Linked DNA regions of Mus musculus: region 2 is linked to region 1. Evidence: chromatin loops called from intact Hi-C (ENCODE). Cell type or tissue: heart. All regions are shown on one strand. Links, peaks and the distances in the headings refer to the core of each region. The heading gives the core; the rest is flanking DNA. Region 1 overlaps Gm36660 (a long non-coding RNA gene). Region 2 overlaps Gm36660 (a long non-coding RNA gene).

What was found. A loop is a pair of places that touch in the nucleus more often than their neighbours do. Peaks named below come from ENCODE experiments on the same cell type or tissue, not always from the same donor. Only the 100,000 strongest peaks of a DNase experiment are listed, where the experiment ranks them.
Region 2: it touches region 1 in a loop (1.9-fold over the local background); 2 of 42 quality-filtered maps call a loop at or near these places.

What each region holds. Positions count from the first base shown.
Region 1 is chr12:80,020,592-80,025,962 of GRCm38, reverse strand. It overlaps Gm36660 (a long non-coding RNA gene), which reads left to right. Exons shown (of 4, transcript XR_872852.1): 4 at 4,009-5,371. It overlaps Gm36834 (a long non-coding RNA gene), which reads right to left. Exons shown (of 5, transcript XR_381742.3): 2 at 33-132. Among named protein-coding and RNA genes, the nearest start is that of Gm36834, 3.7 kb to the right of the region's middle. In heart, for the core only: no CTCF peak of the experiment used is centred there; DNase peaks (open chromatin) are centred at 2,272 and 3,552; H3K4me3 peaks cover 1,128 bases; H3K27ac peaks cover 3,825 bases.
Region 2 is chr12:80,079,963-80,085,333 of GRCm38, reverse strand. It overlaps Gm36660 (a long non-coding RNA gene), which reads left to right. Exons shown (of 4, transcript XR_872852.1): 1 at 1-507; 2 at 2,977-3,112; 3 at 4,156-4,230. Among named protein-coding and RNA genes, the nearest start is that of Gm36660, 3.4 kb to the left of the region's middle. In heart, for the core only: CTCF peaks have their summits at 1,782 and 2,411; DNase peaks (open chromatin) are centred at 693, 1,233 and 2,013; H3K27ac peaks cover 3,247 bases.

The sequences.
Region 1 (5,371 bases), core at 220-5,219:
GGCCCAAGAGCTCTGCAGAGTCTCCAGGGAACCTGCTTGAGGAGGACTCCAGGGGATCTCCTTGAATACACGGTCTTCTCTTTCTCTCCCACTTCTTTCTTCCTGGGCTCCTTCTGGTGTCTCGAGCTTGACCTGTTAGAAAAGAGGACAGGTGTGGAGGAGGACACTGTGGGGATGACTCTGGCACATGCCCACACCAGTGATGAGACGTGGAGCGCAAAGACCCAGAAGGGACCGTCGAGAAACTGCATTGCCGAGGCACCAGTATTCCTGGGTATACAGCTGGACCCTGTGTGACTGCCCCAAATGTTCCCTGGATTCCTCATCTCTCTCCAGGGAGAGAGGAAGTTTTATTCCTGGTCCCAGTGACACCCTCTTCAGCTCATCTTATGGGTAGAGAAATGAGTGACTCCTGTGCTAAGGACTCTGGGAGAAGAGTCTGCCCTACTTAGTGCTTCCCTGGGGAGGAGGGGCCGGTAAGCAGAGACAGTGGCTGAATACGTGTGGCCACCCCAAAGGAAACCTCTCTCCTGGGCTCTTGCTATCTTCCTCTGAGATCATCGCCCATCTTCTTCAGTTCAGCTCCCTCTCCCTTTCTGTGTGTTTGCTAGACAATTTCTCACTCAAATATTCACTTCATAGCTCCGAAGTAGCTGGGCACTCTGCATGAACTTCATGTCATTGGTGAAGGTATTGTGGCTGTGCTCTAGCCATTGCGGCTATAGAGGGAACAGATCCTAGGACCTCCCTAAGAGTTCCGGAGTATTCTCTGGCTAAGGATAGATATCTGTCCGGCGGTGCTGATGACCTCATTGCTGGTTCTGTCTCCACTGTTGTTAGTGCTTGTCTCTGAGTGTCTTCTTGAGGGCTTGGGGGTCATCTATTCTGAACAGTCAGTGTCACTGTCAACCTCAGGTTGCCTTGGTGATGTTTCTTGGAGGCAGACTCAGAGCACTGAACTTGATTATAACTCAGGAATGCAACTTGGTTTTTAGCAGGGTCAAGTTTGGGTGGTAACGTGGCAGAGGTGGTGGGTTTCCCACCTATAACCCGTCTCCCCCTCTGGTTTTTTGAGACAGGGTTTTCCTCTGCAGTCCTGGCTGCCCTAGAATTCACTCTGTATACCAGACTGGCCTCAAACTCTAAAATCCGCCTGCCTCTGCCTCCCAAGTGCTGGGATTAAAGGCGTGTGCCACCGGGCTCAGAGGGTAAGGGCACTGACTGCTCTTCCGAAGGTCCTGAGTTCAAATCCCAGCAACCACATGTGAGCACAACCACCCATAATGAGATTTGATGCCCTTTTTTCTCTTGCTACTTCCCTCCACACTGAGTACTGGACACACTGATCGGTGGGATACCACCATCATAGCCTTTGTCCCTACTATTCCTTGCACCCAGAATATACTCATCTATCTGCTAAGTTCCTGACCAGTTTCCAAGTTAGAAATAAATTGCCCGAAGCTTTCCCCAGACCCTCACGGAGAGGTTAGTTGTGGTTATACACACTGACAGCCTTTTCATGGGAGATGGGGTTTTCATCTTGTTTTACTGTAGTTCATTACCGGCTCTCTGGTCTCAATCCCCTGACATACAGAAGGTGCTTAGTAAGGTCTTCTGCCAGCACATGGCTCTGTGTGACTACATAAATGAATATTCGGGTGGCGAGGTGAGAGAAGGAAACACAGATGCAACCCTTAAGGGGAAACTACACCATGCTTCTCCAGCTCTGACCCCTCGATTATGCCTAAGATGTTCCTCAAGGATGCTGTATCATCTCCTTGGCCCCTCTCAAGGACTGCTTCATTGACTGCTTGCACGTTCCGCAGGGACTTAATGATGGAGAAAGCTTAAGGACCAGGTCTGTGTTAAATCATGGTAAGAACGTCTTCACATTTATGGTGGAGATCAGAATCTCTCAAGATACTTCATGGAGGTGGGCTCTGGGGTGAGATGTTGGGAGAAGGACCTCAAGGATCAGGAAGTCATAGCAAGGAGTGAATTGAGGTGGGGTAGGATGATGGCAGAGGTTGTGGAGTGAGTGGATTTGGGGTGGAAATGCTTTATGAGGGTGTGAGAAAGCTGGTGTTCGGAAACTGATTCGGGTCTATGGTAGCTAAATATTGTCAGGGGCTTTGCAGTTAGAAGGAAATAAAGCAGGAAAGGCCCAGTATATGGTAGTTAACAGACTTGGGAGGGGCAGGAAGCAGCCACAGAGTTTAGGATTTGACTAGTTCCATCACACAGGGCCTGTAGCAGCTGGGAGGATCCGACGGTGCTCCCTCCCACTTCCTAAAGGCAAACCCCACGGGAACAGGGGTGATCTGGGCCCTGGCTTCTGAGCAGCCTTTTTCCCACCTTTCTTGTGGGCAGTTTATACACCAATGGCCCAGCGCACCCCAGGAGGGGTGAATGGGGATCCATTTGTTTTTCCAGAGTTTGACCTCTCAGTAAAACTCTTACCCCAAAAAGTGTGGGTTTAAGTGAAAGCGTAAATCAGCCCCTTTGAAATGCAGAAGCAGCTTGGGGAAGCCCCCTTTGATATGCAACTTGGAACCCGGGCACTTAAAACCTGGGTTAATTCTCTCACTTTATTGGAGGCAGAGAAAGGGAAGAGGAGGAAACCCAGGACCGCTCATTAAGTCTGGGGACTTGAAAAGCTTGGGGCAGGAGCCTGCGGCTGCAAAGACATCAGGAAAGCATAGCGGCCCTGGGAAAAGCGGCCCAGTCCCCAGGCACTCTAATCCTGGTTCCCACCCAGACTGATGAGACCCGAGGGTGGAGAAGAGAGGAGGGGGCAGGCAGCAAGGGGAGGGGCTCCGGAGGGTGGGCGCGCGCGGGGGTGGGGTGGGGTGGGGTGGGGGGTGTTACTACGGAAACGGGGAGGGCGCGGGATAGGAGAAAGCCAAGGGCTAAGTTGGCAATTTCCTGAAAAGAACTGAGAATGCCAGAGTGTGGGTCTCATTCACTGGGCAGCGTGTGCTTTCGTAGGTCCGGGGGCTGTGGCCCCTTGTGGGATCCAGGGCTGTGTGGTTTGCCTGTTACCTCCTGGCAGGGTCTGGGACCTTCATTAGAAACATCTGTGGCTTGCTGACCCCTGTCACAGGGCGGGTGGGGGAGGGGCTCCATAAGATTTTCAGACAGGGGTGCGGTCCTGAAGTTGCAAGGCTGTCCCCTACCGGGACTCCCAGAAGGGAGGAGAGGCCGGGGCTCTCCAAGACATATGATGCTGGTTTGGAGAGTGCTCATCCTGGATTTTCCAAGGTGTTTGCCACTGTCATCCCTGCTAGCTCAAATCTTAGGTATCTCAGGCTCGCTCTCCTGGGGCACTGCAGCTGCAGAAACTTTATTGGGGAGTGCTTAAAGTTCCCTAGTGGGCTGGCAGCTAGTCCTGAAGCCCACCCCCTCCCCCCAAGGCTGACCCAGGCACAGACTGTGCTGCTAAATGCCAATCTGATTGCCCCGCTCTTCCCATCTGCTGACTCCAGTTTGGTGGATGGGAGAGGTGAGAATGTAAAAGCTTGATCCTCCAGAGTGTTATTTCTGTCTGGGCTGAGGGAGAGGGTAGCTGATGCGTTCCTGCCAGCCCCTGATCTCCTCGTGACCTCTGGGCTCTGGATTCTGGAGAGCACATTAGTCCTGCACACGTACACACTACAGGCAGGGTCAGCATAGGATTAGCAGCAGCTGAGCCCTACGCCTCTCAGCATATGTCCCTGGTCCTCTCTCCTCATGAACTCAGGAACCCACTTCCATTTGAAGAACTTTACCTCCGTCTGGGGCCCCACCTGGATCACCCAGTTTCTTTCTTGTGTCATCAAATGGCTATAACCTTATTCCTCAATGGATTTCAGACCAGGACCCAAACAATGTAAACCACAGGCGTAACCAGCTTCAACCTCCTTTATCATAGGAGATGGAAGGAGGACAGGGGGACCATAATTGAACCCAGCTGTCTTTGGAGCTACTGCCCAGGTCTCAGGGTAATCACCTCTGTTTCTCTTCACTCAGATCCTGCCTTGAGTGGCCAAGAGGATGCAGCTCCCTCACCTGCTTCATTATAAACCAGCACAGGAATCTCAGGAGGCTCCTGGAGGCCAGCACACGAGCAACAGAAGCTGAATAGCCACTGGCGCAGAGCTATAGATGCCCAAGGACTCTTTTCTGCTATGGCCACAGAAGTGGGCTCTGAAAACAGGAAACCGGGCTCCTGAGTGTTGACTTGGAGATAGAGCAGAGGGGAGATGAAGACACCGGAGGCCAACTAGAAACAGCCATTGGGAAGCCTCAGAGGGAAAGGGATGGTGGTGGGGAAGATGGGCAGGGTGTGAAGTCCAGAGAAAGGAAAAGGCAGAGAAAAGGCAGCCCCTTGGTGGTGGGGTCTGTAGCAACCAATCCTGGGTCATAGCGAGGGAAGGCCAAATCCAAGATGTCTGAGGTGCTTCTGGGAAAAGATGTATGGTGATAGTATATGTCTATGTAAGAATAGAATCCTGTCTGTACAGGCATGTGCACACACACACACACACACACACACACACACACACACACACACACAGCCCTGTATCAGCAATCATTGCATTCCAGTCACCCAAATCCAGCCCACTTTGCAAAATGCGTTCTCATGACTTGCCTGCACATTCTTCTCCACTGAACCCTGCTCATTTCTATATGCTTCCTGCAGCTGAGACTCTTTCTTCCCCGCTCTCTTTTAAAGCAACTGTACAAACACCTGCATTTTATTAATGCTGCCTGGAGCCGGGGCTGGGCTGGGCCCCCTCTGCTCTCACCCCCACACCATGCTCAGTGAAGCAAAACGCAAGGGTTAACCCTGTGTGGCTGGGTTTCTGTCCCCGAGAAGTGAATCCCCAAGAGTTCAGAAAAAAACGTCAAAACTATGAAAGAGTGAGAGTCCACAGAAGTTATTTAGGCTTTCTGTTAGCCCAGGAACCCCATTTCCCTTGTCTTAGCTTTTGGCCTATTTCTCTGATCATTGTGCCCCGTGTCTCTTGACAGAAGACAGGGACATCATCCTTTCTTGAAATTCAGGCATCCTCTTTAGAGACAGTTCTCCAGCCTGGCCCTTTAACGGTCTACTGCATTGTTCTGTCTTTAGAGGCCAAATGGGACTAAACAATCCCAGAAAGAAAAAAAAAAAAAGAAAAAGAAAAGCTGCTTTCCTCTTTAAAATATTTTTAAGTAAGGAAAGCATGAAGAATATAAAAATGTTCCATAATCCTATTACCCAGATATGCTGGTAGGGACTAACATTTCTTTCAATTCAGTACAGGCATCTCTTTTTTAAAAGAAGCAAAGGGGACAGGACAGGTGACCCAGTGGGCAGCAATCATGAGGACTTCAGTTCAGAGCCACA
Region 2 (5,371 bases), core at 165-5,164, 59 kb before region 1:
AGAACTGGGTGTAGGCCTAGATTTGTTTCAAAATCTAGTTTAATAAGTGTTCTTAAACGCTTTAACCTCCCTTCTAGCCCACCACCCAGCAGAGGAAAGTAGAAACTTCCACTTCAGCTGGGGGCAGGCTGTAGTTTGCTTCCTTCTAGTTCACCCACAGGGCTGGCTTCTCAGGCACTTTCTCTCCCCAGTGCCCCTTTCAAGACTATTTGTGGAGCGTATACATATATATCTTTTCCTCACTTCATTTCCATAAAGTTAAGTCTCATAGTACCGACAGCGCCAGTCTCCAGGCCTGGGCTCTACCTACTTGGAGTCTGTGTTTCTTTTGGTCCTGGAGAACTTTCTGTCTTCACATGTCTCTCAATCTTGCCTCGTTGTATATCTGAGGAAAAATAAACGTTACCTCACCCCTGACCTTCTCCAGGAAGTACCTTTGTTACGGTGGAAGGAGAGAAGCCAGTGGCTGTGTGAGGGGAAAAGAGCATGCCCCACCCCCTTTCACTGGTAAGTTTTTTTTCTTTCTTTCTGGGAAGTATGGGAATCTATTTTCTTAGGGGATGTGGCTCAGATATTTTTACTTCATGGAACCCAACACCTCAGACCTCCAGATTTATTTTCAGACTGGAATCTCTCCAGTGTAATGTGACAGCCTGGGCTGTGCTAATCAGCCACCACCCCTCTCTGGGTCAGCAACAGGCTTATGAAATTATAAATACAAATGGAGCCGGTCAGACAGTTAGACTCACCCAGGCCACATCCTTTGTAGCCTTTTATCTCACTATACAGACATGTGGAGCAGCAGGAGACTTTGTTCCCAGCAGGAGACAAATGAACCCAATGAATCCATCTTGTTGCAAGTGTCTATTAGTCCTGAAGACGCACACACATGCATACCTCCTGACCTAGATGTCTAAGCCAGAGCCTCGACCTTCAACCAGCTGACAGATGGCTTACCCCACAGCTTCTGTCTACCTCCTCTAGCAAGAAGAACCCAACTATGATCCCCCATTCTGACAGAAGGAAGAGGAAAGTGGGACTAGGGGCTCAGGAGTCTCTCCAGCATTGACAATCAGCGATTCAGCCTTGACATGGGTTGTTAAGAGAGCCTTGGCCTCCCCTCTCCAGCTAGTAGGGGTCAGTGACCTAGGAGCATAGCCACTCCTGGGGGAGGAGCTGGCTAGGGAGGATGAAGTAGAGATGGGAGGAGTCTGGGTGACTCCCTCCTCCTGGCGTTCCAGCCAAGTGGCTGAGCTGGAGAAGCAAAGCCGGTAACAGATAAGGGACTGGTTTTCCTGTGGCCTTGTTTATTCAAGCTTAGGTTCTTGTTGACTGGTTCCTGAGGGAGGTGGGGGTAGGGCAGAGGCAGTGTGGGGTTCCTGGATTCAGCTTGCATTCAGCTAGCCAAGGCCTTCAGGGAGGGCTTATTGAACCCATCTCTCTTTGACCCCCAGACTTTTATCCAGACGGTGGCTAGCTGGAGGCTTGAACCCTTGGTTTGGTGGGAGAGGATCCTTAACCAAGGAAATGGCTGGTGTCTAACTGCATTTTTCCTGGTCTGAGGATCTGTGGGTCTCAGGGCAATTGAGAAAGGATCTCCAGCCACCACAGAGCTAGTGATAACATGTTCACACTAATTCAAGAATTCCTCGTGCTGTGTTCCTTTGCCTCTCTGAAACAAGCTGAGTCTGCAGTGTACCACGTCTGTGGACCCGAAAGTCTGTACCTTATGCTGTGCAGCCTGGAGTCAGGGCAGAACACATCCTAGCCTGTCCCTTGTGGAGATTAAAGGCAATGAAATTATGATGCGACTTATGGCCCCGACAGGGTAGGCCATGAAAGCCTTGCTGGGGTCCTAACCTTGGGAAAGATTATTTGGCAGAGCCGATATGGAAGTGGATTTTGAAAGGTGGGCAGAACGACCACATGGTCAGCTGGGATCCAGTGAAAGAGCCTCCCAAGCAGAGGAAAGGGGAACCTGTGAGGGGAGGAAGTGTGAGGTGCTGAGGAAGCAGCAGAGGAGAGAACACAGGGCTGGAAGGAAGGGAGGCAGGGAGGGGGCCTGGAGGAAGAGAGAGGCAGCAATAACAGACTCCTTGGAACAGGAGATGAGGGACCCCAGGAGACTGACTGCTCTCTGAAAACAAATGGGGGAGGGTGCTCTTCTCATGTGGGGACACCTAGAACAGGGGCTTGCCTTCTTCACCTAGTGGTCCTTCCTTCCCAAAGCTTAGCCAATGGTGTGTTCTGTGCCCGGGGCTTGGGTGGGTCTGTGGTGGCAACGGCTTACAGATGATGTCCTGGGAGATCTTCAACTCAAGAATAGGACAGGTGGGAGGCAAGCTGAGCACCAAGAGGCGGTCCATCAGGCAGGGTGTGTCCCCAGACACTCTGCATCTGCCTACTATCCCTGTCCCACCCTCTAGGGTGCAGTAGAGGAGGTACTACAATTTCACAGACAAGCGCCTCAATTCTTCCATGTTCATAAGGTCATCCTCCAGCCTGATGGGCCTCCTTCCCTCTCTCTTCCCTCCCTCCCATCCTTCTTCCCACTGTATTCAACAGCTTTGATCCTGGTTCTTTATTGACTCTCTGACACAGCACATAGGAGGTCCCTTCATTGGGTTAGACATTGAGAGCATGGGCACAAGGCATAATATTAGACGGTTGGGGTGAAACCTCCTCGCTAGCTCAGTGATCTGCGGCAAATGTCTTCATCTTAGTCTCAGCACCCACAAAGCAGGTTAACAGAGACAACTGTACAGTCTGTTGGATTCCATGGGAACACTCCTATAAAGAGCTTTGGTGCATAGTAAGTGGTCCATGGATATTAGCTGCTGCTGTTTATTTGAATTGGTTGCTCACTCTGGGAAAAGAGGTTCCTGAGAACTTTTTTTTTTTTTTTGAGAAAATAATGCAACAATGAAAAGATAGCCACCATAATAGCAAGTCTTTATTTTTCATATCCATTTCCAGTACTTATGGAGATCCTAATCTCAGAACCCAGAGCCTAGAGAACTTTGTTTTCTTTGACCTGCTCCACTAAATCTGCTGTGCATAGACTCAGCAGATGACTGTGAATGTGGGATCCACCCTCGCACCCAAGCTGAGGGTAAGAGCCCTGGATTTATATTTCTCCTCGCTCCTCTATGCCTTGCCTGCCATAGATCTGGGAACCTGTTTCTCCTCATCTGTTAAATGGGAGTAGTAGTGTGAATATGGGCAAAGAGCCCAGCACATAATAAAGGATTAGGAAATGCTAGTTCCCAGCCCCTCCCTTGGATTTAGTATGGGGTGCAGAGAATGGGAGGAACCCAAGGTTGGGGGACTCCAAGGTGGCCCAAGGCCTCCTACCTCCCAATGCCACACAGTGATGCCCCCAGGACACCTGAGTGAACTGGAGACCCCATCTGCTCTAGAGACGGGCTAGCCAGCCTGTGGTTTATTTTTCTGATACTTCAGTGAGAAAGGAGGGGTTGTGGGAACCCCCATAGGTTCATGAAGGATGGGAGCTGAGGAAAGCCTGACCTGGGAGCTAGTGGGGGGCTCTGTTGTTGGGATGGGCCTACATCTTGTTGGGGAGAGGGACCATGGGCTTATGTGGGTGAGCCAGGGACTGCAGGGTTCATGAAGAGTTCAGAAAGAGCCAGGCACTGGGAGAGAGGCCACTATGATTAAGGGGAACTCATTAAAGCAGGCTGGTGGGAGCTTCCTGGATAACCTGGCTGAGTTACCTAAGTAACTTCCCTCTATTCCCTGCCCCCTACAGACCACTTCTATCAAATGCCAGGGAACATTATGTTAATAACGGATAATTGCCTAGGCTCTGAGAGCATTTGAGAAACCACGGCACTTTAAAATAGTATTTTAATTTTATGTGTATGAGAGTTTGCCTGAACATATATCTGTGTACCACATGCATGCAGTGTCTGTGGAGGCCAGAAGTGGGTATCGGAGCCCCTGGAACTGGATTTATAGACAGTTGTAAACCTTTGTGTGGGCGCAGGGAATTAAACACCATCTTCTGGAAGAGCAGCCAGTGCTTTTAGCGGCTAAGCCATCTCTCTAGTCTCAGTCGGGACATTTTAAAATATTCATTGTCTACTTCTAACTTCACAAGGAGGCAGCATAAGAGGCAACAATGCTGTTTCACAGGTAACAAGACTGAGACTTGAAAGGCTGAAGAGTGGCAGGAGTCATTTCTGCTGTCAAAGAACCTGCAGCTGATGGGTGAGTAGGGATCCCAGGGTTGTCTCCATTATTATTGCTATTACAATTTTCTTTCATATATTTATATATTATTTATATCAATTTTATTTTATTTATTATAATTGTTGCTATTATTATTTTTATGTGTCATAGCTGCCCTTGCCTTTATGCAACTGGGGCTGGCCTTGAACTTGCAACCATCTTCCCTCTGCTTCTTGGGTGCTGAGACTTTTTTTTTTTTTTTTTGGGTTTTCTTGAGACAGGGTTTCTCTGTATAGCCGTGGCTGTCCTGGAACTCACTCTGTAGACCAGGCTGGCCATGAATCCAGAAATCCGCCTGCCTCTGCCTCCCAAGTGCTGGGATTAAAGGTGTGCGCCACCACGCCCAGCGGGACTGTTGATATATATCATGTACCACTTTTCTTGACTTTTCGTTTGCATTTATTTATTATCTATCTATCTATCTATCTATCTATCTATCTATCTATCTATCTATCTATCTAGAGTCAGACTCTTGCTCTGTAGCCTAGGCTGGCCTTGAACTTACCATGTAGGCCAGTCTAGCCTTGAATTTGCTTCAATCATCCTGCCTCAGACCCCTGAATGCTAGGATTACAGGCATGGGCCATCATGCCTGGTTTCCATTGCACTTTTTAAAATAGAAGTTTGCCTTTATTCCTTTGAAGATCCATTGGTTTGCTTTTTCAGTCTTGGGAAATGACTTTCCACGTGACAGGGCACCCCTGGGTGCTAGTGCCCCTCAGAGGAAGAGCAGAGATGCAAACAGGCCTCGTTGGAGGGCATGGGACAGTGCCAGAGGCGTTACAGTTGCTTGTTAATGGGTGGCTAAGGGAGCCTTATGAGGTCACACTGCCTGGACATCAGCTGTCACTGACAGGACTGGGGCCTCTCAGCCCTGGACTGTGCATCTAAGAGATCACACTAGTAAACAGTGAGCGTGGCCTTGGGAAGACAGCCCTCCCACCCTGGTGCCTTGGTTGGCTCATTCAGAAATGATGACGTCCATTTTTCTGCCCTCCCCCACCTGACATTCCAATCACCTTTGTTGACTTTCTGTGTACAGGATGGTGGAGCAAACATTTCCCAAATTCCTGGAAACCTGTCTAGGTCTGCCAGTACCAAGCAGTGTGGCCCTGGATCT